Regions from separate parts of the Homo sapiens genome. Here region 1 is linked to region 2. A link is a loop called in an ENCODE intact Hi-C map of the cell type or tissue named here. Cell type or tissue: Caco-2. All regions are shown on one strand.

Region 1 (2,500 bases), 97 kb after region 2:
CATCTGGAAGTATGACTCCCACACCAAAACCGAGCTGGTCCAGCTCTCAACATGAGGAAGACAGCCAGCATTCCAGGCTGCAAGACCCCCAATCCAAATGGGAGAGAAGTATCAGCAGGAACACACAGTTAGAAGGGAAGGAGAGAAAACAAAAATGGATAATTGCTACTCATTTCACAAGAGGGTTTGCTATAGTGAGCTTACTGCTGAGTCTCAGGACTTTAGTTTGAGTACAAGGTGGGATGTGGATTGGCTTGTCATGAAGACATGCCATCACTGGGCTCTCTATCACCAAGATAGAGAAACAGTGTCTGAGACAGCCAGCAAGTAACATGGGGGACATATCCTAAGAACCAGGGAAGAAAAATGGAATAAAAGGGATTGGGTGGAAACGCAGATAGAAAACAGGAACAGAAGTCCCAGTGCTGACTTGTGGCATTACCCACAGCTGATTCCTGCCCTAAGGGAAAAGCTATTTTACCCACTTTCTTTTTCTTCTGGAACTCCAAATTCTATCTTCTCTGACTGTTAGGAAGGCCACAAAAAGGGTTCCAAGGGTATTAATAATGTTTTATTTCTTAAGTGGGTGACATAGACACACACATTCATTTTATTACTACTCTCTCTATATGAACTATTGTATAATTAAACCAGGAAAAATCGGTGACATCATAACAAATAAGCCATAGTCAACCATTATTTGTCAAGGACTAGCAAACCTTTTTGCCATATGAGTCAGAAAAACAAGAGTATTTTGTTCTTGGACCCGTGTAATAGCCAGGCTTGGGAAAAATGCTGTGTGGCCTTGAACATTTCTGGTATTGATGTCCAAGACTCTATGACCTCATTCAGATCTCAGAGTGTCCAGAAGATAAATGTAAAAAAGAGGGCTGAAGGATGCTGATCTTATGTCTCAGTTCCCCTCATTCATTCCCTGTGGAATCTTAATCTCCCACCAGGATGGAGAGGTGTAATGAACCAGTGAGGACAATGTCTCTGCTTTCTCTGGACCACATCCCATGGTGGGTATCAAACAAAGTGAGAAGACATAGCCCCTAGGGAGACACTCAAGGAGTAGCAGGTAAGTAGGAGTCTTCAGTGAGGGTAAGACTTTGCAGCCATGATTTCCTGTTGTATCCACATGGCTTTGGAATGAGGCATTTCAAGTCCCCTGGGCCAGACTTTCCTGGCCTTTGTCGCAGAATTTGTGCCAAATGCCATAATGCAGCCAAATCCAATAGGTCCTAGGTCCTAAATAAGGTCTTATTCTCTGCAAAGCTAAATACAGCCATTAAAAGACTACAACAAATTTTGTTACCTGCCAAGATTTCTACCACTGCAGCTTGCACAGACAACTTTTCTTCCTGCTGGCTCTTTTATTTTAAGTGCTGGCCACTTCAGACGATAAACCCAGCAGAGCAAGCGCTCATCCTACAGTTTCATTGCACCTACAGCGCAATCCCTTTTCTTTGCCTTCCAGCATTGGATAAACTCTACTGTCCTGCCTCTAGCCACATATCAGTCCCAACATCAATTTCACAACCCTTGTCTTGTGGATTTAGTGCCCCTTTGTTCTCATGCTTGAATATGAAAAAAAATGTGTTTCTTCTTAAATGAAAAACAAGCATATCCCCATCTCTTTTCTTCAAAGGAAAAAAAAGAGATAAACTGGAACAATGTTTTCTCCAGACCACCTCCTCCTCAAATTTTCCATTCATTTTTGGCATATAATGAGTAAACTTTCTCCCTGAGGTGTATGACTAGGTGCTAAAGGCAATTACACAAGATACAGAGAAAAACCTAAATATTTCCAGGAACTTGTGAAACAAACAAAACCCCCAAAGCAAGATCAAGATCTAAGGCTGGTGTTCTAGGACCCAAGACACACCCATTGCTTAGATAGCTCAAAAACCAGATTACATCTGACAAATATTTCAGAATGAACAGTACTCCTTCCATCTGGGAATGGGAGGTGCACTTACACTCGCGAAACCACTGCGAGGATCACCGTGTGCTCGGAGGGATTTGTGGCCCGGATCGACCTGCAATGAGAAGGCTCCAAGTCAAACAAGGTGATCTGGGCTTTGTTACATTAAATGAATGTGGAACTTCTTCACACTGAAAATGATACAACATCAAATCTTTCTCTAAAGAAAACGTCTCAAAACACAGAGAAGACAACAAAGAAAGATGCCCTTGTGGATTAGGACAATCTCTTCATTTCGTTAAAAAATTTTTTTTCTCTTAACTCCCAGGCAATTATCCAATAGGTCAGACCTGCCAATTTTCCACTTAAAAAACTGGCAAATTCCACTTAAATTCCATTTTTTAAAATTGAAACTCCACTCTTCAAAACAAAAATAAATTGGCAGTCCTACAATCCTCTTCTTATCAGTATGTACCTGGGGGAGCTCACTGGGTTTGATCTTTTTTCTTTTAAAATAGCAGGTAGTTCAGAAAGTTGAGCTTATGATAAAAATTAAAGCACTTGCTGGCAGCT
Region 2 (2,500 bases):
ATTAATTCAGTCTCTGTTTGTTTATACCTTTTAAAAATGCAGCATGAAGTACAGAGAAAGAAAAATGAAGTTTGTTTACGGAGTCTAATATTTATAATACATAGGAAGGATCAGCTGGTAAAAGAGAAAGGAAAATCTCGAGTCTGACTTTATGTAGATCACAGGGAGTTGTGAAAAGAGCAGTATAAAAATATGCACTTGTGCTTTAGAAGCTTTTAGCATACAATTAATAGCTTAAAATAGTATTTACTGCCTCCCCATATGCCTATTTTCTGATATATTTACACCACACAATTTTAACATTGTTAAAGCTAATGGCATGATTTCAAATATAGACTGGTTAAAAATATCTGAACCTTGAAACTTCCCCTATCCCCTCCCAAAATATTACGTATAGATGGTGCATGGCACAACATACTGCATGGGCTTACACCCAGAAAATTTGGATTTTAATAAAAATTTTAAACATGTATATAAACTTTTTTTTTTTTTTTTTAAGAAAAGCTTGTCCAAGGGCATTCAAATTTAATGGCTTTTATATAATACTTGGTGTAGTGCCTCGTGGCTGCCTCTGTGAGCCAGAAATAAAGGAAGCTCATGGATTCCCCAAAAATGAAATGCCACTTTTTCCCTCATCATGGATGACTTTGTTAAGATGAACCCCTTTTACAGGAAAGGGGTTACACAGGCTGCTGATACCAGTCTAGAGAGGGCACCCACCAGCCAAGGCTGTGTTCTAACTTAGGTGTCATACCATCGGCCAGAAGAACCATGTAGCCATAGAGGCTGTGAAGCTAACTAGTTTATCTGTAATTTGGTCCTAGTTGTTTCACTTATTTTATGTCGTTTTTTTTTTTTCTTAGATAAATCTGTTCAGATAAGCTCCTTATGAATCCTTCAGATCGATGTTCTTGAGGAAAACAGTCAAGCTAAACAGCAATGATGACTTTTATGGTAAAGGATGAGCTGATCACTAGCTAAGCTACTTAGTCACCATCCTGGGAGATGAGCTCACAGGCACCAAGGCTTTGCTTCCTGTGGCCTGCTAGTTACAGTGAACCAGCTCCATGGATTGACAAGGGTACACAGGATGACAGCAGAGCAAAGGAGTTTGCCAAGTATTTGTTCTGTCATTAAGTATTCAAAAGAACATATATTTTTCTTCATGGAACATAACTTTCTAAGAATGAAATTTGGGGACTTGAATGATTCAAGGTCAAATATTAAACATTAGCTCCTTCACCAATACCTGTCATTGTCATTAGAAAGGAAGGCCTCTCGTTTACGCTACTGTGATTCACAGTGTCCTTTGTCGGTCAAGAGGCCCCCTCTGTGGCTTGGCTTTAGCTGTCAGATGGAAGCCTCAAACTTTTGCACTTTAGGTCATCTAGTGTCTTCCAGTGTTTGTAGTTGTCAGCCAAATGTTGCATCAGGGCTGGCAGATGTGCAAAGGCTGCAAAGACAGAAAAGAATCAAAAGAAACCGGTGAACTTAGACCCCAGGAGCATTTATAAGCCTGGGGGTGTCTGGGACAAGTTTGGGATCAGAATTAGAGGAGGCACACCCTGGGCGAAGCATGAGGACAAGTCATTAAACACTAGTTTCTGAAATGCAAACAGGTCCTTTTTGAAAAGCTGCTTATCAGTGACATTATCAGAAGAACCTGTGATTCAGAGTAAACTAAATACATTTTGCATTCTTTCTAGAGTTTTCCTCCAACGACAGAAAAACACTGCAGTAAGCTTTGGCAGCGTGTCCTTTGAAGAGGCAGAGACTCGTTTATCCAGCTATCAAAAATCCATCAAGTCTTCTGCACACAAGCTTCTGTGCCAGCTGCTGGGGATGCAAAGAATGCACCCCACCCCACTTGGCCACAAAAAGCTGACAGCCACATTTTTAAAAATATATTTTGTTTACCTTTAGGCTCACCCTGTGTCACTAAAGATAATATTCGTAAAGTATAACAATTTTCTTTGGGTGACAAAACAGTAACTGTCTTACCATCCCAAGCATCAAACATGTCTGTTATGAAGTAGTCAATGAAAGAGATCTGAGACTTGGGGATGCTACAGGTATTCCGGTCAAACACTGGCATCACCACAGGTAGTCCCTGTCTCTTCTCTTCATCAGTCTGTAAGAAAAAACCACCACATAGGGCTGGAGGACATGCGAGACACTTTCACAGTAATATCCTGTTTCTCAGAACAACCCTGTGAAAATGGGTCATTATCCAGTTTTCTCAATGAAGAAATAGGCTCAGCAAGGTCCTCAGACTTACGTAAGTCAGCTGAGCTACACTGACTACACTCAGACCTTCCCACTCTCAAGCCTCTTTTTTTGTTTTTGAGACAGTGTCTCACTCTGTTGCCCAAGCTGTAGTACAGTGGTGCAGTCTCGGTTCACTGCAACCTCCGCCTCCCAGGTTCAAGCAATTCTTCTGCCTCAGCCTCCTGAGTAGCTGGGAATACAGGCACCTGTCACCACGTCCAGCTAATTTTTA

The links. A loop is a pair of places that touch in the nucleus more often than their neighbours do. Peaks named below come from ENCODE experiments on the same cell type or tissue, not always from the same donor. Only the 100,000 strongest peaks of a DNase experiment are listed, where the experiment ranks them.
Region 1: it touches region 2 in a loop (6-fold over the local background); 2 of 110 quality-filtered maps call a loop at or near these places.

What each region holds. Positions count from the first base shown.
Region 1 is chr5:77,328,540-77,331,039 of GRCh38, reverse strand. It overlaps PDE8B (phosphodiesterase 8B), which reads right to left. Exons shown (of 22, transcript NM_003719.5): 4 at 1,983-2,042. Among named protein-coding and RNA genes, the nearest start is that of PDE8B, 120 kb to the right of the region's middle. In Caco-2, no CTCF peak of the experiment used is centred here; no DNase peak of the experiment used is centred here.
Region 2 is chr5:77,425,398-77,427,897 of GRCh38, reverse strand. It overlaps PDE8B (phosphodiesterase 8B), which reads right to left. Exons shown (of 22, transcript NM_003719.5): 21 at 2,002-2,131; 22 at 1-1,453. The coding sequence ends at 1,344. Among named protein-coding and RNA genes, the nearest start is that of WDR41, 66 kb to the left of the region's middle. In Caco-2, no CTCF peak of the experiment used is centred here; DNase peaks (open chromatin) are centred at 1,039 and 1,497.